Linked DNA regions of Homo sapiens: regions 1 and 2 are each linked to region 3. Evidence: chromatin loops called from intact Hi-C (ENCODE). Cell type or tissue: heart right ventricle. All regions are shown on one strand.

What was found. A loop is a pair of places that touch in the nucleus more often than their neighbours do. Peaks named below come from ENCODE experiments on the same cell type or tissue, not always from the same donor. Only the 100,000 strongest peaks of a DNase experiment are listed, where the experiment ranks them.
Region 1: a loop joins it to region 3, with 8 times the contacts of the local background. A loop is called at or near these places in 32 of 110 quality-filtered maps.
Region 2: it touches region 3 in a loop (3-fold over the local background); 11 of 110 quality-filtered maps call a loop at or near these places.

The regions. Positions count from the first base shown.
Region 1 is chr15:61,047,335-61,055,334 of GRCh38, forward strand. The region is part of intron 1 of RORA (RAR related orphan receptor A); the gene reads right to left. All of the region lies in intron 1 of LOC107984805 (a long non-coding RNA gene), which reads right to left. Among named protein-coding and RNA genes, the nearest start is that of RORA, 180 kb to the right of the region's middle. RefSeq lists a silencer at 2,630-2,789. In heart right ventricle, CTCF peaks have their summits at 4,314 (motif pointing left) and 4,517; a DNase peak (open chromatin) is centred at 4,377.
Region 2 is chr15:60,748,977-60,756,976 of GRCh38, forward strand. All of the region lies in intron 1 of RORA (RAR related orphan receptor A), which reads right to left. Among named protein-coding and RNA genes, the nearest start is that of RORA-AS4, 11 kb to the right of the region's middle. RefSeq lists a silencer at 2,556-2,750. In heart right ventricle, no CTCF peak of the experiment used is centred here; a DNase peak (open chromatin) is centred at 3,745; H3K4me3 peaks cover 649 bases; H3K27ac peaks cover 1,967 bases.
Region 3 is chr15:60,912,347-60,920,346 of GRCh38, forward strand. The region is part of intron 1 of RORA (RAR related orphan receptor A); the gene reads right to left. Among named protein-coding and RNA genes, the nearest start is that of RORA-AS4, 150 kb to the left of the region's middle. RefSeq lists an enhancer at 4,490-4,599. In heart right ventricle, CTCF peaks have their summits at 4,770 (motif pointing left) and 4,972; DNase peaks (open chromatin) are centred at 4,735, 5,255 and 5,605; H3K4me3 peaks cover 1,241 bases; H3K27ac peaks cover 1,557 bases.

The sequences.
Region 1 (8,000 bases), 130 kb after region 3:
TTACTCTCAAACGATTTCAAAAGGAAGACCAGTTTTCTCATTCTATACTCACATTTTTCCTGAAGAGGAAAGCAACAGGACTTGGGTTTTTGCAAGTGGGAGGGCATAAAATGCATTAACACCATAGAAGTGCCTCTAGAGGGCTTGGTAATTACAGCCTCAATGTGTTCTCTACCTTCTTAAAAGGGCAAATGGAACTTCTCCTTGGAGTGTCTCTTCCCTTGTTCTTGAGACATAAATCAGGATAAAGGTGTCGAGAATGGTAAAACAAAAACAAAAACAAAAACAAAATTCAATGAAAAATCTGAAGCATCACTCATTTTGCGGTATTGTTCCATTTTTAAAATGACTGTTTAACATTTTTCCCCTTTTTTGGCATCTGATAGTACACATAAAATTCCAATCCTTTATTGCCCCCAAATTATTTATATATGCAATAGACCCAGAAAGAGAAGCAGAGGAAGTGAAGTGTGGTCCTCCGGCCATGACTTTTTGCCTTGGTTTTCCCAGCTATTAAAAGGGAGATATCATCATTCATTCAACAAGCATTTCTTGCGGACCCATTTTCCACGACAGAACCATCCAAACCAAGACACTTCTTCCTATTGTGGCAAAAATGAGCAACGTTAAAACTCCCCAGAATGCAGAGGTGACTCACGTGTTTATGTAAGTAAGCATTTAGATATGGCTTTGGAAAAGAAAACACACACCTAAAAGAGGCTACCAGCATTTGAATAAAGTGTGTAACCTGGGTGTTCAAAACTGTACAACAGTTTCTGTGTACTTTAAGTCACTATCCTTCATACTTCTTCCCTTTAAATTCTATTTGAAACTAAATAATATCAACAATACTTTAAGTAAGATTATGCTGGTGTTACTGATGAAATTATATGCAGGTCTGCTTGGCCTGTTCTCATGCGTAAGCCTTTGATAACTTGTTCCTAGGTTATCCAGTTCTGCTTACCTGAGTACCCACTTTATCCCAGGAAACGAGACCTGAACACTGTGTCCTGGTTTCATCTTTCCAGTGAGCCAGGCCTTCTGAGGCATTAGCGGCTCAGCAAGACCATGGAGGTGAGAGAGGCACAGGCACACTCCAGATGCAGGGTCTCTGCCCTCTGTCAAGAGTCACACGGCAGAGAGGACAAGACTCCTGTCCCGGGGGAACTGTTTTTCCTTTTGCCCCACACCCCAGATATCTTCGTGACAGCCCCTGCCCTGAAAGCCCGGTGAGCGTCATGGCGGAGAAGCCAGCCTGTTTCCGATTATTCTGCCTGACAGGGACTATCTGCTGCTGTGTGCAGTTGTAGAAATGTCATAAGCTCAGGACTCAGGACACTTTGACGTCGAGTCCAACAGGACCCATAGAGTCCCCCTGAACAATTCTCATCTGTGTGGGAAGCCTAAGGGGTGGTTTTAAGTAGGGGCTGGCAGGAGAGTGAGGTCTGGGCTGCTTCTTTACGGCTCTTCAAGTGCCGGCCATTTCCTGGAGTTTCATGGGAGTCAAGACTTACTTTTGGCCTCAGACACAGTCAAGGATCATCCTGATGCAAAAAACAAAATCACCTTTGAACCTCTTCCTCCACACCATCTTCCACTTTGGTTTTCCGCTATGCCTTTGTACTGGGGACAAAGACTATCCACGAATCCTTACTTTAAAAACTGAGGCAGTGGCTCTGAATCATTCCCCCTTGGACACCCCCACACATCTGAACACCCTCGTGTCCCAACACCACATCTGCTGAAGTTGACTGGACCTGAAATGCTGGAGGCTCAGTGTTTTCGGAAACTGCGGAGAGTTCTCCTGCCACAATTCTCTTGTTGTCGTCAAAAGCAATTACATGTTTCAGATGATGAAAAGCACTGTCATGAAAAGCTGGCACAGCAGCCAAGGAGACAGATGTATTAAACCACACGGCTTCTCAGAACTCCCACTTACGTTGGAGCTCAGCACAGAGATGAGCATGGTGATATCCCCCCGTCTAACATCCTCCCATTTGGATTTAATGCATGAGGCTCGTTTCTGATGAGGTGCCAAATTCTTTCGGTGGACAAACACAAAGTTGCAGAATTCAGTGATCATACAAGTCCATGTCCTCAAACGAAAATAATAATACTATAAATGCAAAGATGCTACCATAAAAAATACAGTAGGTGGACTTTTGTGAGTCAACATAAAAAAATCCAGCATTTCTAACTGGTAGCATGAGGAGTACCAGTCTGCAGGATGTTAACGCACTGATAGGCTATGGACAATATATTCCACACTTACGGAAGTGGGGAAACTATAGGTCAGACAAAGCTACAGGTACTTCTTTCTTTCTTTTTTCTTTTTTTCTTTCTGAGATGGAGTCTCCCTCTGTCGCCTAGGCTGGAGTGCAATGGCATGATCTCAGCTCACTGCAACCTCCGCCTCCCGGGTTCAAGTGATTCTCCTGCCTCAGCCTCCTGAGTCGCTGGGATTATAGGCGCACACCACCACACCCGGCTAATTTTTCATATTTTTAGTAGAAACGAGGTTTCACTGTGTTAGCCAGAATGGTCTCGAACTCCTGACCTAGTGATCTGCCTGCCTCAGCCTCCCAAAGTGCTGGGATTACAGGTGTGAGCCACGGCACTCGGCCCAAGTACTTCTTAACTGCAGGACTTCTCAGAGGCTTTTAATATGGTAATGAGTGCTGTGCAGTGAGATGACTCAAATCAATATATAGCCAACACGTTTGATATGACCACAGAACCCATTTCCCTGAACACTTTTTATCACCTCCTAGAGCAGGGGTCAGAAAACTACTGCCCATGTGGTCTGATCTGGCCACTGCTTGTTTTCGTAAATTTTCACTGCCCACAGCCAACCTCATTTGTGTACATGCCGTCCATGGCTGCTTTCACACTGCAGCCGCAGCGATGAGTCATGAGACACGCACCCGTGGCTCACAAAGTCTAAAATATTTACTCTTTGGCCCTTTACGGAAAACGTGTACAAACTTTGTCCTCTGAAATATAGTTTGGGAACCTACTTCACTCATGATATCAATAATTCTAAAAAATTTCAAACAATTTTTAAAGTCAACATTGAGAAGTTTTCCATGGTTAGAATTTAATAATTACAGTCAATAACTCTCTTAAAGCATCGTGACAATAAAGTAGAAGGACACTGTGTAATTCTATATGGTCTCTGTCTTCAGGGAGCTCCCAAGCTAGTTTGTGAAAAAGAGAACTCAAGGCACAAACAACTGGGGGGCAAGAGATGTTCTAAACACTAAGAGGAGGCAATATGGCATAGTAGAAAGAATGCAAGCATGTGTAAGAGTAAAACATACACAGGGCGCAGAGTCACAAGAGTCAGGGGTTGGTCTTGGCTGTGATACCTTCTCCTGCGATAAGAGTAAGACCTGCTTTATTGAGCACTTACTATGTGCCAGGCACCATCCCAGTTGCTTTCCATGAAGGATTGCTCTTTAATTCTTATCATAATGAATAGGTACTATTATTATCCCAGTTTATGGGTGAGGAAACCAAGTCTTAGGTTGACTAACTTATTAAAATAAAGCACATACCTAGTAGGTGGTGAACAAGAGCCAAAACAAGTCTGTTGGTCAGCTAACCACCACGTTATAGTGGCTGCTGCTTAGGGGCAGCATATATCCTCTGCATTTCCCCAGAGGTGACAGAAGTAGTGGAGAGGGTAGTGCTCTCTAGGCTCTGACACACAGCCCATGTTTGCTGACTCAACAACCACACAACGTAATGCTATGGCACCTCAGGTGGCAGGGAGGGTATCGTGGGCTGGACTGATCTTCAGAAGGCTGCATCTGAGCAGGGTGTGGAAGGATGGCAGAAGGAAGAGGGGAGTGAGGCACTCAGGGTAGACAGAAGGTGATACTGCCACATCCTCCACTCAGAAGGAATCTGGAAGGTTTTGACAAATATGTACATTTTGGAGTGGGAACAGCAGAAAGTAGGGGCTGGCTACCTACTTTCCACTACCCCTATCCCCACTCCCCCTAGGGGGTGAGGCAGAGATAAGCACGCTTTGTGGGGCACACTGATCCACAAACTTGCAAGCCTGAGCTCCACTCAGCAGCAGCCTGGGCAGGATGAATGGTGGTGTGCAGGTGTTTGCGGCATGCATAGCTTCTCTTTCTCCTAGAGTCAATCCAGTGATCCCCTGCGAAAAGAATCCTCCACTTGACCTGAATGCTCTGTATTGGCACCTTCTGGACAGGAATCCTATCGGGTATTTCATCAAAGCATCCCACAGCAGTTTTAAGTGTGGCTCCATGAGAGTAAGACACCAGGACAGCTGTGCCACCTAGTGATGCTTGCCTGTACTGTCTGCATCCCAGAGAGTGGGAGAGGCTTCGGAAAGGACTGGTATTTGCTATTTTTGGCCAACACTTCTACATGCAAAGGAATCTGAAGTCTCCGCCTGGGCTTCAAAACATTTCTTGTGGCCTCACTGACCATTCCCGTGAGCCTCAGGGGACATGAGTGTCTTCAAGCTAAGAGGGAGCAGTCCAACTCTGCAGCACGAATTACCAAGGAACATACAACAGACACTTCCCCTCCTCCATTTCTGCCTTTCAGCAGAAAGGGAGGGTGCACCTCCTCTTACATCCTATTGTGGCTGCAATAACCTGCTTGCTTTCTTGTGCAGCCTGGAAGTCTTATGCACACAGCACCTGCTGCTTTCTAAACTAAATAGAAATGCTATCGTCTGCAGTCAGAAACAGAAAAGACAGAGGATGCCTGGTGAGGATCTGTCCTACATCCCAGAGTGCAAGAGTTAAAGGTGCTAACCATTAGTGTTATGTGGGTGCAGCTTATGCACACAGAGAATGATCAGTGTTTTCATTTAATAGGAACTCTCCTCCACTCCCAAACACAGCAGTGGAGGGAAAGGCCTTTTAAGCCTTATTAAGGTTGAGGAAAAACTCTGGTGAAATTATACTACATATTTTTGTTTCTTTCTCTATTTCAGATTCCTTGCAAGAGGTCCACTGGAAAGCTAGAATTCTAGAAGTCAGGATGGGAAAGCCTCATACGTAATGCTTTTGCTCCTTTGAATTACAGTTAACTCCAGTGGTGCCACTGACACTGCTTTCGCGTAGTGGTTCTAGTATCGTACGATGCTGATACAAGTAAGCTATGGCTATGTGTTTTCCGTAAGAAAGGAAAACATCACTCCAGGAGAGAAATGGAGGATGAATGATATTTATCAGATTGTAGCTTCTGAAAATGGATTTGCTTTACCAGATCAAAGACAGCCTGTTTCTACACATCACCAATTCTGTGGGAAACATTCCAGATATTCTGAGAGCGCATTTTGAGACTGAGTAGTTGGTTCCCTCACTGACTGTTTCTACTGTAAGTAATAGTATATTTCCATGCACTCTTGATTGGTATTATACAGTTCATCAATAAGACAAAAGCAGAAAAGAGGTACAAAGAGACCAACAGGGAAGAAAGACGCGAAGATGAAAACTTCAGCAGCATGCCACGTACAGTTGGCTTGGATGTACCCTGCACAAAAGTGTCCAGCCTGTACCTCGCTGACCTAGCTGTTCGCCGGTACAAGATTAAGGAAGTGACAGCTTTTCCTAATTCACTGAAAGTGCTTTGGGACTAAATTGTAGCACAGTATAAGTAAAGTATCCTAAGGGGAAAAGAAAACTCCATATTCATGATCCTTAATCTATTTTATTGATTAAAGATTTAGCCAAATACATCACTCCTGCTTTTGTCCCTGTAACAACCAATGCTGTGTTATCAGGAAGAGATAAAACCAGACCTGATCGGAGCTACTCAATCACTTGGTCCTGAATCACTCGCTTTTCACCCAAAGTCAACAGTCTTGATTCCTCATATTTTAAGGTGTTCATTGTAATGTACTGTTACTGTTTGCATACAGCTGTCAGCTGCAAAAACATTTTTTTTTTTGAACACAAAAATCAGGCTTTTGCCCCCCAACACCCACCCCCTTCCCGGGAGACTCCATGGTAGCCTACTGACTCACACTGACAAAAAGGACAAAGGCCCTGGGTTGTCTCTGCCGCCTGCCTGTCCAGATGTAATTAGGCCTCACACAGGTAACCCCTTGGGCAGCAGAGAAAGCTCAGCGAGAAGGCACGGGGTTGTGAATACAGTTTCACGATGATTTCCATGGCTGCCATGAAGGCTCTGATCAGCTACAAATGGGCAGATGCCAGGATGACCCTCCTGATTTCCTGGTCCCTCCTGGACCTGGATCTGGATCTGGATCTGGTGTCCAGGGAAGAGCAAAGACCAGGAGAAAGAGGTAGAATCCCAGCAACAAAGCCTGGGTATGCGGTCTTTGAGAATGCCTCAAGAAAACAAATTCTTGCTTCTCCCTTTTCAAGGGGCTACAGGGAGACGACACAGCTGATGGGTATTTTTGTAGCCAGATATCAAGTAGTGTTAACGTTGGGCATAGGTTCAAACAAATGTGCTCCGTTAAGAATCTACACAGCATGAAGAGTGTTTAGACTTCATGATATATATATATATAAACATTCTTCAGGGAGGGTTTCCTTCAGAAAATTCAATACTCAAGGAAAAGGAGTTAGGGACAGTTTATTTTGGTTATTTTCTTTGTTTGTTTTCTCCAAAGCTATTTCTTGAAAAAGGAATCCTTTCAAAGTAAATAAAGGAATCCTTTCAAAGTAAAATAGACTACATTACATTTTTATCCCAAAGCTGCTGGGTGGTAGGTGTGACTTGGAAAACTGTAGTTTGTTTCAAGCAAATCCACTTGGATTGAGCATGAAGGAAAATAAAATTAAAGGATGATGACGAATAAATGGAAATGTTTAAGGATCACTTTGGCCAGCATCTTCATACTTAATTGTTGCTTTTACATGTATGTAGTTTTTCCTGAACACAAGAGGAAACGTATGGTAATGTGAGGAACAGAAAGAATAAGATGGGAAACTAAACATTTGAAAAGAACTTTCATTTTCTGAAAAAAAAAAAAAATGTTCTCCCATAGATGCAACAGAATTAATCTTCATTAGTTAGCACAGCTATACTCTTCTTCTTAAATGTCTCAAATGATACTGTGACTTCCCTTAGAGAGGAGGAAATCAGAGGACAGCAGGAATAATTAAGACAGTAGGGCTAGGGGCATAGCAACAGGATTGGAACCCAAAGCCCCTGGATTTCTCATCCTCACTGAGGCACAAGAAACATCAGGCCTTTTGATTTAGGCTCCAAGCAATAATTAGCATCTAATAAGGTCCCTTCAATGAGGATTTTTACATTTATTTCCTATCACTAGTATATTATTTTAGATACTCTAATTACTTTTGAGGTGCTGGTGGTATATGAATAATATAGGTAAATGACACTACGAGACAAGGCACTGTTTGTAAATGGCCAAATTCTTTGGGCTGTACTAATCAAACAATGGTTGACTCTCCCTTTAACTTTCATCATGCATTTAAAACAGTTTTTTTTTGTTTTTTGTTTTTTGTTTTTTTTTTTTTTGGTGGGGGAGCAGTGAGGCAGCGTCTCACTCTGTTGCCCAGGCTGGAGTGCAGGGGTGAGATCACGGCTCCGTGTAGCTTCCACCTCCTGAGCTCAATCAATCCTCCCACCTCAGCTTCCTGAATAGCTGGGACTACAGGTGCACACCACCACGTCTGGCTAATTTTTGTATTTTTAGTAGAGACAGGGTTTCACTATGTTGCCCAGACTGGTCTCGAACTCCTGGGCTCAAGGGATCCACCTGCCTTGGCTTCCCAAAGTGCTGGGATTATAGGTGTGAGCCACCGTGCCCGGCCTAAAACACAGTCTTGAACTTATCTGGTTAAGTACAAGGTGCTAAAGGTGCCACTTGACCATCCTAAGCCTCCTCTTCTTTTCCCCATTTCTCACTTTTTAAAAATTCGAATTTATTTTTTGGTGTAAAGCTTAATAGCATGGGTTTTAACGTTTTTGAGGGCTGCTTTTCATTCAGAATTTTCACCACTCTTCATCGC
Region 2 (8,000 bases), 160 kb before region 3:
AGATAATTATAAATTTTAGTAAATATAAGAATCACCCCGGGAGCTTGTTAAAATGCACATTCCTAGAGTCCATCCCCAGGGATCCTGATTCAGAAGTCGTGGGGTGTAGTTTATGAGCAGTGGTCTTTCCCCCTATTCTCTCTTGGATGGAATTTTGAGAAACATGGCTCTATGCCTTCATTGAACAACATCCACCTATAAATTACAAATTTTAATTTCATACAGACTATTATTGTTATAAAAATATTTACTGTCTTTAAAAGTTTAGTACATCCCTTACAATCTCACTTGCACCATTAATTCTTCCAGTAAATTATTTCTCTAAAACATAGATGTAAAACTTAACGTAGCCTGATCCAGATTGAATTACTGCAAATTGCTCTAAGCAGGGATGAAATGTAAATTAATGGGATTTCTGTAAATGCTTATTTTTTTCTAACTAATATTCTATGGTGGTGAGTTATGATATGTAGTCAAATATTGAACTGTTTTAGCTATTTTAGGAGATTAATTTACACTAGCTAAGAGAGGGAGAATAAGTTGATGATCAATTTAAGTAACCCTTACATTAATGGACTAAACTTTGTGGGAAAAAGTAAATGCAAACCAGAATTGCCCAGGTAAATGTTGCAGGCTGTCTGTTAGCACACTTAGACACTGTCTCCTTTTACCAGGGGATATGATGGAGAGAAACTCTGTTCCCTGATTTTAGGCACCTAAAGATCTAAATCTAAATAACAAAAACAATAACGATAATAGCTAATATTAGGGCTGGGTGCGGTGGCTCATACCTGTAATCCCAACATTTTGGAAGGCCGAGGCAGGAGGATTGCTTGAGCCCAGGAGTTCAAGATCAGCCTGGACAACATAGTGAGACCCCGTCTCTACTACAAATTACAAAAAATTAGTCTGACGTGGTAGTGTGCGCCTGTAGTCCCAGCTACTCAGGAGGCTGAGGTGGAAGAATTGCTTGAGTCTGGAATGTCGAGGCTGCGGTGAGCCATGAGTACACCAGTGCACGCCAGCCTGGCAAACAGAGCAAGACTCTGTCTTAAAAACAATATAGCTAATATTAATCAAAACCTTTCTATGTGCCAAGTATTTTTCATTTATTATTTCATATTATCTTCACTACATCCCTACAGATGGATACTATTATCAGCTCCAATTTACAGTTGAGGAAATGGAGGTTCAAAAAGGTTAAGTAATTTGCCCAAAGCCATACAGCCAGAAAGTGGCATAGCCAAAGTCTGACTCCAAAGCCTAGGAGACCCAGGTCATATCTACAGCTGAGAAAGGACTCACTCTCCACCATGCCACTGGTCTCCTCAATCAGTATTTCCTTTGTTTTAGGCATAAACTAGCTAGCTAAAACCTGCAGTTTGAAAAGTTCATGTCAAATGAAGTGACATACAGAGAACAATTGTGCAGATAATTTTCTTTAGAAAACAGAAGCAGAGAAAGAATCCCTTTTAAAATTTCAGTTTCAATATATTTTTGCAAGCATATTTTTGTCCCAGATGCTACCGTGTTCAACCTTGTCTGAGTCTGGTGACCAAACCTCAGTGAGCGTTCTGTCCAGGTATAGCAGCTGTTTTGGGCAGCCTAATAATTAGGCTCTCTATGTATATAATCTTTCAAGGAGAGAGGACATCAAACTGAGATTAGATTAGAGGAAAAAGAGCAAAAGAGGACCATGGATAGTAATCTATTCCCTTTTGTGATCAGCATGTAGAAAACAGTTTCAGAAATGTATTTTCATTTTTCACTTAAAAAATATTTGTATTTTACCTTCAGGGAAGGTATTCAGTATTCTAGCAGTTGCTTCAGAAAGAGGGAATTGGCTGGCACTGTGCCATGCATGCTTCATAGACAAAGCCACCTAGGTCCATAAACACAGTCATCTGAGGGGCGAAGGGCAGGGAAGGATTCAAGCACCTTAGTTCCAACTCCAGGTTGGATGTCCCTCTCGTTACCCCACGGTAAAAGGATTATTTCACTCCACTGTGAGGACTTGGCTGGCAGAAGGCATTTTCAGGCAGGCAGTGAGGAGAGCAGGGAAGAAAGGCAGGTGGGGAGCAGAATCCAAGACAGTGCAGAGGGCCTGGGAGACCAGGAGAACAGGGACAGCCCACAGTCAGAGGCCCTAAGGAGTATGTCTCCTAAGAGCCTTCAGCTGAATGTCCTTTCCCTCCCCATGGCGGGGCATCTCTCTCTACAACCTGTCCATGGTTCACTTTGTTCTGCCTCCTTCAACAGTGATTCTAACCCTGTTGTCATGTATTGATTACTTATGGCAAATAACATCAGGAGGAATTGGCAGTTGCGTGAAGATCAGTGGTGGGAATAAGAAGTGGGACTAGCAGGAAACGGATCACCATCATTAGTATCATTATTATTTAATTAAGCTTTGCTATTACAACAATAAATAATAACAATGAGAATAATAATAATGACGATAAGCTAGCATTTAGTAGACCAGGCGCTATGCCAATCATTGAAAATATGCATGTTTATTTAACCCTCAGGCTATTTTGATCAGTATTTTCTTTATCCCACTTTACAAATGATGTTGAGGTGTAAAGAGATAAGTACCTTGACCAAGGTCCTGGGCAGCTGAGTGGTAGTGCTGGGGCCCAGATCCCAAATTCTGACTGCAGACTCTGACTCCAGCACCTGCTTTCTTGACCACTGCGGGCCTGGCTTTCACAGGTGTTACCTTCCTGCATCCTCTCGGCACCAGGTTGAGCTTGGTGTCGCTATCCCTTCTTATAGATGAAGAAACTGAGGCTCAGAAACAGTAAACAATCTGCCCAGGGAGGAGGAACAGAGCTGAGGAACAAAAACAGGCCTCTAAGCTCCTCTACCAAAACTGCATAGACCACTCTGTAAAACACTCCAAGTAAGGATGGGACTTTATTTCTCACCCCTATGACTCCATGTCTAGGTAGAAGCAGAAGAGTTTGGGAAGAGATCCGACAACATGTGTGAGGAGATAGGGAAGCTGTATGCATTTAACCTATCTCCAGGGTCCCCATCACTTGAGAGAAGGGCCATCAATAAGGAGGTGGAGAAGGATCATCCGAGCTAGGCTGAGTCTTCTTTGACTTGCTAAAAAAAAAATGGGGAGGGAGAAGGCAATGGGCTAGTATGGGAAAGAATAAAGAAGAGAGAGGGCAGACATCAGGAAAGAACATCAGGCAGAGAGAAGCGTCTTAGAGCAGTAATCACAACCAAAATTTTGCGCACCAACAAAAGCCCATTGACGCTCAGACACCTCTGACTTTCCCCATTTCCTTCCCGATGGCACAAATGGAAGCTCTGATTTCCTCTTTCCTTTTCCTTCTGGCTGATGCATCCTGACAAATACAGTATGTAAAGCGCAGGGACGTGTGAAAGGAAAGTGTGGCGACGGTTGTTTTCCATCTCCCAATAATAGCGTTTCAATTTGGTACCTAAATAAACAATCTATTTTAGTGGCTCCCCTTTGATATCTCCAATGTTCCCTTCTGTTATTTCTGGCAGTTCCCAATCCTGTGATGTGATTAGAGAGGATGATTACACTTACATAACAGCATCAAATTAATTTGCCGCCGAGAACAACAGCGGTAGGAAATCATTGGAGTTCTCAAATTGCTCCCCCCACCCCCACCCGCCTCGAGTTTATTTAAGTGACATCAAGGGATTAGAGCGAAGTCGGTCAGTAGAGCACTGCTGGGAAAACAACCAAAACATCGACTCTGACCTTGTAAACGAAAGAGGAACAGAGCAAATAATGAATAGCGCTGGTCCCAGGCCTGGTGCAGGGGCCATTGGATGAATCAGCCTCCCAAACACACATTTCCGTCTGTCTGTGGGAGAAAGAAACAAACTGTACCTTTCAGTGCAGATTAGATTCATTTTCCTGGGGCTATGTCCAGCCATCCAGGGACTGTCAAAACCAAAGATATTTGAGATTTTGCTTATGTTTCTTTGCTTTGCTTTTTGGCCCCTTTTCAAAACAACAAGAAGAATGTAAAAGTTGACTTGAATTTTTTTACTCTGTGAGCCCTGAACAAAAGTCCAGAAAAATAAAGCAGAGGCAAATATTATTGCTTCTGGTTTTCTAAAAGATATGACAATAACAGCTCAGAAAACTGTAGCCCATGATTCCACCAAAGGTTAGAGGTTCAGAACAGGGAGCAGCACGTGGATGGCGTAGAAAAGGGACCCCTTTAAGTCCTACTCGCAGTTTAGTTCTGACACGAACCTTCAACAGTTACTTCAACTCTCTGAGCCTTGGTTTTCTTACCCAAGATAGCAGATATTACCGTCTTTCATCTCTGTTACAGGGTGGGTGTTCACCCATCCGTTCATTCTGTTAATCCATCCATTCAACAAGTATTTATCGAACACCAATTCTGTCTCAGGAACTCTGCTGGTAACTGGGAATACCAATGGACGTGGTCAGCCCTAGGAGCTTATGTCCTAGCGGAACAGGGAAATAAAAACAGCCAGTGTGCTCTGAGGGCCTGCATGGGCAGGCACTGACCTCTCCACCCTTCATCCCTTATCACATGTGAATTTCACAACCACCATGCATGCGTAGGTATCTCTGTCTATTTTACAGATGAGGAAATTGAGCCCAGATGTGTTAAATAACACTACGCCAAATCACACTAGGAAGCAATGAGATTGAAATCCAAACCTAGGTTTTCAGAATATAAAGCCATGCTATATCCCTTTATATTTTTTGGAACCTGACAAGCTCTGAAGCACTCTGCAAATACAAGGAACTACTTTAAGTGTGTTTGCACAAGCTGTTCATATACTAGACAGACATCACAAATGCATGAATTTCTATTGCTTTAGTCCAGTGATTACAGCACTTGATTCTTTTTAAAGCAAATCCACTTCTATTATCCCGTTTGATCCTTGTAACAGCATCACGATACATGTGGAGCAAGTATTATTACTCCCACTGGACAGATGAAGAGACCAACATTAAGCAACTGGCCAAGGCCCTTGACCCAGACCCGGAACACTGGTCCGTGGCTACTCACTTGCTCTTCTTCCTCAACCTCCTCTCAATGAGTCTGAATAAGGATGATGTTTTCAATTTTGGCCTCAATAGAATTATGGTTACTTCCTATATTGTGTTAGTCTTTTGAGTCCTAATGGCATCCCTTTTTGGGTAGAAATCCATATTCACAATATAGCATGAGGTATTTTTATTTGTCTGCTTTGAAAATCATCGGCTGCTTTTCCACCTTGTGAGAACGTGTCACATTTTCCCATCATCTTTTGTTTACATCATTGTTTCACTACCATGGAGGTTTCGTTGTGCATTCTTCTCACTTAGCTCTTTTAGAAGACTGCTCTTAACACCAACATATGGGGTTTCCAAAGTTGGGATTACTCCAGTTAGATGAATTTGACCCTTTGTTCCAAACAAACTCTTGCTAATTCCAGCTGTACTGTAGCATCCATATCATCTGAGTCTGCTTGTTCATACTTCTCTTACTTCATAAAATGGACATCAAAAAATTATTAGGGCTGTTTTAGTCTCATGGCTTAATTCCTTCCTAGTTCTTCTACCTGAAATGCTTGACCCCCAACTTTGACGCCCTTCCCTCATTCTTCAGGGACAACTCAACTTCCACATCCTTGAGGATACATGTCCACAATACCTCTGCCAACATTGACATCCACCTCCTCTGAATTTCCAAATCCCATAGACTGTCAGAGGTTTGCTGCACAGGCACATTGGAGGAGCTCTGGTCCTAGTCCTTTCTTATACAGATGAGGAAACTAGGACCCAGAGAGGGCAAATGACTTTCCAGTTGGTGGCAAAGCTGGAAATAGGGCTCCATTCTCTTGCTTCTTGAAGCTAGCACTTCCCTTCGACTCCTTTCTCTTTCCTTCTAATGTCTGTGGAATGTGGGTTGTGTATGCTCAGTCTGGAATGGATATCTCTCTTATTATCCCCGTAAACTCAGTGCACTTCTTGAAGATGAGAGCTGAGTCTTTTTTTTTTTTTATATATACTTTAAGTTTTAGGGCACATGTGCACAGTGTGCAGGTTTGTTACATATGTATACATGTGCCATGTTGGTGTGCTGCACCCATTAACTCGTCATTTAGCATTAGGTATATCTCCTAATGCTATCCCTCCCCCCTCCCCCCACCCCACAACAGGCCCCGGTGTGTGATGTTCCCCTTCCTGTGTCCATGTGTTCTCATTGTTCAATTCCCACCTATGAATAAGAACATGTGGTGTTTGGTTTTTTGTCCTTGCTATAATTTGCTGAGAATGATGGTTTCCAGCTTCATCCATGTCCCTACAAAGGACATGAACTCATCCTTTTTTACGGCTGCATAGTATTCTATGGTGTATATGTGCCACATTTTCTTAATCCAGTCTATCATTGTCGGACATTTGGGTTGGTTCCAAGTCTTTGCTATTGTGAATAGTGCCGCAATAAACATACGTGTGCATGTGTCTTTATAGCAGCATGATTTATAATCCTTTGGGTATATACCCAGTAATGGGATGGCTGGGTCAAATGGTATTTCTGGTTCTAGATCCCTGAGGAATCGCCACACCGACTTTCACAATGGTTGAACTAGTTTACAGTCCCACCAACAGTGTAAAAGTGTTCCTATTTCTCCACATCCTCTCCAGCAGAGAGCTGAGTCTTTTTCATCTCTGAATCCCATAGCATTTTCCACAAACCCAACACATAGAAGCTGTTCAAGAAATGGTTGTGGGATACATGATTGTTCTTCATGGAAACGATCTGCCTTTTCACCTACAAGGTTGTTTGCTAACTCATCTCCTGTTTGTTCCCTCTCTTGTTCTTGCAGCAGTTTCTCTCCTCCATGCAAATCATGTCCACTCCATTCCATACCTCTGCAGAAAACTCTGACTTCGGCTTAACCTGCATTCATTCATTCACTCATTCATTTATTCACTGAATATCTGCAAAGTGTCTGTGCTGTGCCAGGCACCGTCCTGGTACAGGGGATGTAGCAGTGAACAAAACGAAATCCTTGCCCTTGTGGGGCTTATCATCCCTCAATATCTCCACCTTCTCCTAAGTGACAGCTCCCAAACTGAGGGAAACCCAGGGTTTCACAAAAAAAGTTTCTGCAATGTTCATATCATTAAAGGTGATAATAGCAGATATTTTAATTTCTACTTAAATAACTGGATGAATGTAGTGAATAATTACATATGGTTTTCATTTAAAAGAGCAGAGTTTGGCATCACCTACCTGTGCTCATGACTTCGTCACCCTCCACCATTGGGTGAGGAGCTGAATGTTACCAGTTATTGTGGCAACTGAATGACGAGGCAATTTAAAATGTTTATTTTTGGTTAATTGTTTAATTGATTAAGTTGTCTGATTCTTACCCACAGCGGGTTTTTGGTAATGACAAATAGTAGAAGAATTCTGAAGTAAAATTTGAAAAGTTTATAAAGACTGTGCATCTGATGATAACTTTATAAATATATGTCAAAGTATTCTTCACTGGATTTCAGAATTGCATTTACCTGTCACATAACCCATTAAGATCTCTCCGTTAAGTTCAAAAATCAATGTTAATAATGGAAAGTTTGGTGTTGCTTATATCCAGTTTGGCTTTTAATTTTTTGTATAGATGTGTTTACTAATAGCAGCCAGAAATCCTCTTTTATTTCACTAGAAATAAACAAAGAATAAAAATAAATCACATGTTTTTACCCAAAATGTAAGCTTTTCTAGCATTAGTTGTAAAGGCAGATTTTGTCTGTTTTTGACTACTTTTGATACTATGAGACACAGTTAAATTTCAACCTACAGTTCAATATTTATTTAGTTGCCAAACTAAGCACACTAATAGATGTCATTTTAATGTATGTTTCATAAATGGTCATTTCTTACATAATTAAAGTAAATTAAACCATGGGAATCACTTTTTAGATGGAACTCATTCAGAATTTATTATTATAATCCATGAATATTAGTAAATACTAT
Region 3 (8,000 bases):
ACGAGTTCAAGGCTACAGTGAGCTATGATTGCACCACTCTATTCCATCCAGCCTGGGCAATAGAGGGAGACCATGCCTCAAAAAAACAAAACAAAACAAAACAAAAAAACAAAAAAATCACCACCTCGCCGGGCATGGTGGCTCACACCTGCAATCCCAGCACTTTGGGAGGCCGAGGCATGTGGATCACGAGATCAGGAGATCGACACCATCTTGGCTAACATGGCGAAACCCCATCTCTACTAAAAATACAAAAAATTAGCCAGGCATGGTGGCAGGCGCCTGTAGTCCCAGCTCCTCAGGAGGCTGAGGCAGGAGAATGGCAGGAACCCGGGCGGCGGAGCTTGCAGTGAGCCAAGATCGTGCCACTGCACTCCAGCCTGGGTGACAGAGCAAGACTCCATCTCAAAACAAACAAACAAACAAACAAAACAAAACAAAACACAACAAAAAAAATCACCACCTCTAGGTGCTAGAGAAACAGTGTTTGGGGAATCCATTAACAGGTGTGATTTAAAAATTTTTTACAACTGCTTTACTGAGGCATAGTTTATATACCACAAAATCCACACATTATAAGCATCCAATTTAATGATATTTAATGATTTTTAGTAAATGTATAGAGTAGTACAACCATTACCATAATTTAGTTTTAGAAACAAGTTCAATTTGAAAAAAATAGTGCTTTGAAAAGGTATCACTGCTTGCCCATTATAGCACTATAGGGTTTATTCTTACTGATAATCTGCCTAAAGTAGGCTCCACAAAACACTGGGTAAGGGCAGCCACGCTTTGGAGGACTTCCTCTTTCCCTGGCTTCTGAGTGATTATGTGCTGGGATTCAGGAGTGAGCTCAGAGCTCACCACCTCGTGCTCAGGCTCAGGGAGGGGCCCTTGGTGTGGACATGGAAATCCCTGCCATGTCCATAGCCTCTATGCTCACCACCTGGAAAGTTACAGAGAGCTCCCAGTTACACCTCTGGTTTCTAGAGCCAGTAGAGCAAGCCTGTGATCAGCCCCTCCACCCCAGCCTCCTACAGCCACCTCTCCCAGGAAAGCCTAGAGGAAATTGGCCAACGTCTTGGTATTCCATTCTGGTTGCCAAGTGCCCTTATTGTTTTTGCATTTCTAAGAGACTGTCAGTACAACTTCCCCCGTGACTGCCACGTGACAGGCTGTGCTGTCCTTTATCTCAGGGCACCAAATGACTTACTTCATTCCAGGTCTTTCTGTTTCACTGTGAGTCAGGTGGAAAACAGAAAGGTGGCCCTATTTTAAGGGAAATGTTAAAACAAAGACAATGCTGTGCTTTGCTGGCATTTGTTAGCAGCAGACACGGTTAAAGAATGGCTATGGGCAAATATTTGGATGACTATAGAATCTGCTTAAATACTATGGATTTACTGTATAGGGTGTCAAAGTAACAACTGTAGAGTTAGAGTCTATTAAAGGGGGTCTCAACAAAAAATATTTATGCCCTTATATGCATGCTGCTTTGTCTTTTGAAAATTATCTTTCCTGTTTTTTCCATCTCATAGTTCCCTCCAAACAATTGACCACTCCTTTTGCCATGTCACTGCTTCCTATGGAACTCAGTCCGGTGGATTAAGTGTTTCTGTTAATGTCTGTCTCCCTTTCACACTGACTTTTGTATGAAAGGGACCGTGCCTCTTCACCTCTGTAACTCTAGTGTATACCATGGTGTCTGGCAATAGATGATCTGCACTCCATTGACTGGGAAGAGGCTGTGAAAACAAAGACGGGTGCACGTTCAGAGCAAATATTTCCTGCTTTGGCTGTGCTAATTTGCTGTACTTTACACAGTCAGGGAATGATGTGTGATCATTTGTTGAATTAAGAAATTGTTTTGGACTCAAGAAGCACCAAATGTAAACTGCAATGTCAGACTGCGAGAGAAAGGGTGGGAGGCTTTGGGGAAAGGGCTTTCCCAAAGTGCTTGCCCATGGGGAGGTGAGGGGGAATGCAGGCTCCTAGCCACAGAGAATGAATTCATTAAGTCCACCACCATGCTTTGTGAGAACCAGGCAGCCACTCCTCCTTACATACAACCCCAGTCAGATCTATAGCCATGACAAGAAATACAAAGGTGTGCTTTCTATTTGTGGTTTATGGAATTGCCTTCGGGATTTGACTTTTATCTACCATGTCCACTGTTCTGCCTCCAAGACCTATCACAGTACTTGGCACACAGAACGCAGTAAATATTTGTGATGCAAATGAATATTTCATAGTCCAGCTGGCTTCTTTCCCATGTTTTTTTTCTTTAACTGTGCACTAAAACCACAGTGTCCCGGAATAAATTTTCTATTGAACATCTCACTTGACTGGGAAGTAATCTGTGAATGTGATAAAGAAATGGAGAGCAAATCCTTGGAAACCAAGGCTTGGGAGTTCCATCATTTAGGAAACAAAAGCAGTCAAGACTAAAAATCTCAGACATCGTAAAGTGATTACTCACCTTCTGAAAGACCCCAGAAATATCAGAGGACACCGGGGGTCAGTGGGCCATCCAGGAAGAAGCTTTGGTGAAGGGGAGGGCACTAATGTTTCTTTGGCACTTATTGGGTATTGGGCCAAATGCTTCCACCTTTCATTTCGGTACTCACAAGAAATCCTACCAGATGGTCATGGTGATCATGCCTTTCCGAATGAGGAGGGGAGATCAGAGAGACTATCTATCATACCCAAGATTGCCCAGCTAGAAAGTAGCCACACCAGAACTTGAACACTAGCCTATCTAATTCTAAAAACTCAGCTTTTTCCAGCCCAATATGTTCCTCTGGATTTTAAGTCCCAGGAGGGCAGAAACAAGGCTATGGGCAGTTATCTCTGTAGCCTGCTCTCCCCAGCATGGGCCAGAAGAAGCATCAAGACATGCTTTCTGAGCTGCATTTCAGATCATGAGCATTGGGACTTCTTTCCCCAATAAGTGGTCTGACTGAATCCTGGCCACTGCCTCCACAGGCACTCACCTACAGAGTGCTGGCCCTGGAGGAAGTTCTCAGGCAGCACTGATTCCACTGGGGGGGCACAGGCCCCAGTGCAGAGGAGGGGCTCATTCTTAGGCACATCACTTCTCCTCTCTGGACCTCAGTTACTCATCTAAATTGACATGATTTGCCAGATTGTTTCTCGGCATTGTCAAAGTTTCCATGGTGGCGCGAATACTCTATTTCTGCACAGTACAGTACGTTCACCACTAGCCACATATGCCTACTGAGTACTTGAAATGCGGTATGACTTAAGAACTGAATTCTTAATTTTATATCATTTTAATTAATTTAGATTTACATTTAAATAGCCACATGTGGCTATTGGCTCCATTATTGGGCAGTGAAATGAGGAAGCTTCGGCTTGAAGAAGTGGAAGAGGAAGCAGCATAAGATCAGAATTCTAGCTCGCTCGAATGTGGGTTCAAATCCCAACAGGCTGTGGGGCCAAGAACAACATATTTACACTCTTCAAGTCTCAGTTTCTTCTTCTATAAAATGGAGATAATAATGGCTTCCGCATGAATTTGCTGGGAAGATTAAATGAGATAAAGCACTTAGCACATTGCGCTTCACATAATAAGGGCTCCTACAGGAAGGCTATTAGAAAAAGTTCATAAAACAGCAGAGACATGGGGGTGTTTCTTTCCCTGATTAACCCATTATTTCACTCACCAACATGTCACATCTCAAATTGACTGGAAGGAAAGAAAGGTTTAAAATCCACTGGGTGGGGCACTGGAGGGGGAGGTGAGGAGTGATGGAGACAAGGCAGTTCTGCCGACTTTACACTTTTCCCAGGGCTGTTCCTGTATGTGTCGTTTGACTGATTGGGTCAAATTACACAAGATCTAGCTAGATATTCAGATTCCCTCCAATGCGTCTGTGTTGTGTAATCCTCCCTGCCTTGTAAAGGAACAGATCTGATTGGCCAGGGATTGCACAGGTGGCAACTTCACTGAGATTCACAATGCATTGGAAACAAGGGAAGAGACCCTGGTATTCTATGACAAACGTGCAGACAGTCTAAAACATCAGGACAACATTTTCTATGTGATTTAGCTGGTATTTCTGAGCTGGAATAATTAAACAGAGATCTATCCACTTGACTAAAAGAGGAAGCAGTCGATGAGGAAGTCAGTCCCTAGCTCCCTTTGCCCCGAAATATGCCAATTCTGAATATTTCGCATCAGCTTCCTCTTAATAAATAGCTTACCACTCATCCATCCCTCGAAAATATCATTAGAATTGCCTGGATATATATATATTTTTAAATACCAATGCCCAGGCCACATCACATTCAATTAAATCAGAAAAGGTGATAGGTGAGTATGACACTCAGGCATCAGGCATCAGTATTTTTTAAAGCCCCTCTTGACCCCCAGGTGATTCTGACATGCAGCTAAGTTTAAGGTCAAGTGTTAGAGATCAGGGTAGAAACTCAGGAGTTAACTGCACGGTGAGCCCTGATCTGTATCACACACTCAGGGCCTAATCAGAACATGCTGATGTTTCGCTTAGCATACATTGCTTATTGCAACTAGAATATTTCTCAACCAACATCCTTCTTAATAAAGTCTAATTTGGGCCAGTTCTACACTGTTAGTGTTGACAGGGAAATTCCCCATCGCACTGGTGATGGGAGGGGGTGGTGCTTTCAAATCAAGCCTTGAAGAAGTATCCGGCTTCCAGAGCCCAAAACCCTCAACAGAGGAGCTGCTTCAACAACTTCTGCATACTGCCACCTGGTGGGGCCTGGACCCAACTTCATCACAGCTCTTCAGCCTTGGGCACCTACCCGCCTCCCCAAACAGATGTAATTTAGGAAAATGTCATGCATTTTCAATCCAATTTACTGGTGCCTTCCACATTGATCAGACTTCCTTCTCCTTTTTCCTCCCATCTGGTTAATATAATTATTGCTTTTACGTGGCAAAGCCATTTTATGTAATAGCTTTGTTTGTTACTATGGTTACAAGTTTAGTAGCCCTTTGGAATATAAATCTATCATCCCTGAAAGTAGCTTTCTGTGTGTCAAGGTGCAGCCCTTATGTAAGGAGAGTAACAGCGTTAGTTTTCTGTCGTAAGGAAAGTGGCCTTTCTTGGTCTTATTTTTGAAAGTTCTACGAGCCTAGCCTAGACACTCCCGGGAAACTGCTGGGTGCTGTCCCACTTTTTCCCTCTGGAATTTTCCTAACTGACGAGGCATCCACGAGCAGCTCTATCTGGGAGAAAGTAGGGAAACGTCGGCCGAGGGGCAGCTGTGTTTGCTGGGCCAGAGCCCTCGCATTGCATAACTGGTGTTTTTCCTGGTCAGTGTACTCTTGGCTGATTTATTTACCAGTTAAAGGCAAGGGCTGAGAATATAATCTCTCAGGAGTTAAGTTTCTTTGCGTGTAATCCCTTTCCCTCACGCATCTGAAGCATCGGCCCTTATTTCCTGATGGAAGTGGAGTTATAATCTCCCTTTGGAAAGTGGTAAGAGTTCAGTGCTGGGTTCAATCTGCCACCCTCAAGTGACAAAGCGTGACAGCGTCTCTGCTATAGTGCTTCACACCCAACTGAATCAGACGCAGCCCTCTGAGCACAAAAGTGGGATGGCCTGTGAAGCTGGGCTTTCTTCCCATTCTCAGCCAGTAACAGCAAACCTTGGAGAGTTTATACCATGTGTCCCTGTACGTAACCTCATCTAATCCTTTCGACAACCCCAGGAGGTATGCATTGCCATCAAGTTGGCATCACTCCCATTTTACAGAGAAGGAATTTGAGGCTCAGAAGGATTAAGCACCATCCCCAAGTCATATAACTAGTGTGTGGGACTTAATGTCTTTGGAAAGTCCTGGTTGCTAACTTAACAGAGCCTCACTTTCCAGATTCAAGGAACCATGAGAAAACAAAGAGCAGGCAGTATCAATGCCTTCACTAAAGCCTTGATTAAGCCAAACTGAACAAACATCAACAATCTTCTTCCCTCTTCAGGAGAAAGTTACTGGTTTGGTAGGCCATTAGTGAATTTCCAGTGGCTACTAATTAACTAACCATGTCATTCATGTTTATTATCACAGAGCAGGTACGTATTTATTTACACCACTCACACGGCAGGATAATTTGCAGTTATATAATTTCATGGTAATTACGATTGGAATTGCCATGTAGAAACTGGGCACTTTGGAGATGCATGATTACCAACAACTAGCTACCTTGGAATTACCCATTAATGACATGATTAGTTGTGGCTTTGTAAGAAAATGTTGTTATGAAAGGGACTTTATCTTTTCATTCCCAATTGACAGAAAAGCAGGAACCTTGGAGATATCAGAAATATTTTTTTTCTTCTTCTGGCAGGTGAAGAATGTAGTTGTGCAGGTTTGTCCTGTTTCTGGGCATGTCTGGGGTGCCTTGGTGACAGGGAGGGAGCAGAAAGAGATGTGTGAGCTTGAGCAAAGGGTGCAGGCCCTGAGCTGTACCAGGCTAGTCTTCAGGTCTGTTGAGCCAGGGTACAGCCAGGAATTACCAACTTGTTAGGCAGAGAGTAAGGAAGCTCAGAAAGCCCGTGCTTGAGCTAAGGGGTACGAAACCCAGGAGACTGAATGACTGCCTGTCCTCTGCTCTGTGGGGACCAAGAGAATATAAGGAAGGCAGAAGCAGAGGAGGTGGTAGGTTCCATCTACTTATGATGCTACGAAAAGACATGCGGCTTATATAATATGCACTAGGCATGAACCACCCTGCCCCCAAATACAAAACTGGTCTCCAGACTGTATTTCTTGGCAACAGTGGCCTCCTTGGCTTTTCCTCCACATCCCCTTGAGTTGACTATCCTCTGAGGTTGCTCTTGCTATTGATTCTCACTGGATATCACTGGGCATGGGGAGGAGAAACCCACACAACGGGGTGCCTGGCATATGAAGAATAAGAGAAACTTTAGCTCTTAGAACTGCAGGAGACCCCTCGTTTAATAGAGGAGAAGCCCAGGGCCCAGCAGGGGTGAAGGAAGGTATGGTCCAATGTCACAAAGCAGATAAATGGCAGAGCCAGGCCTGGAGCCCACACAGGCCACCTCCGAGTGATTTTCCATAATGCAATTCCTTCATGAGGGAGGAGTTGTTGATGCCTCAAAATTGAGACTAGGCTACTATAGATAATACCTATATAGGGAGTGCCTCTGCATCCATTATAGAGGCTACTCTGGGATATTTAAATACATATTTTTTACCTGATTACGGCACCTATACAAAGACTCCTGTATCACATTCCTTTCACTGGTCAAGAGCAGGCAGACATTTGCACCTCCTGACCTGCAATGCCCCCCTACTAATAGATAATGAGAAATCTGAAGTCCACACTGATTCCCTTTTCCTCTAGCTGCTAGGAAGCTGAAAAATCCATCTTTTCCTTAGGTAGGAGTTTTCATTACGGTTTTCTTTTCCTCTCTTTTGCCTGATATCTGCTTTTGTTTTATATATTGTTTTGATCTTTTTGTACCTATGTTTTTAGTATAAAATTTCTGGATGCAGGTAGGGCTGTCAACTAATCAATAACAAATAAACAAATAATAATCTTCATGCTTGGTGTTCAACCATGCAGGAAATAAAATCTTATAGAACGTACAGAAGAGCCAGGAAGGATCACACACTCCACTGTGCTAACTGCATACGAAGGAGAAGGGGAAGAAGGCTCAGTTTTAGTGGAAAGGAATAGGAAAGAGAAGAGGCCTCTTCCTTTATCAGCTCCCTCACAGCTTCAGCAGCACTATCTCACCCCACTAACCAAACATCCAAAGGACTTGGAGGCAGAAAAGAAAGCTTCCGGAGACCTTGGAATTATGTATGCATCTATCTATGTATCTATCTATATATCTAAGTATCTATGTTTCTATCTACGAATCAGCCATTTTATCTTCCACCTCTATCATCTAAGTTAACCTTTCTCTAATATTTCTCTAAGGCTAATCTCATCATCTTTGTCTTAAAGAAGCAGACTCAGAAT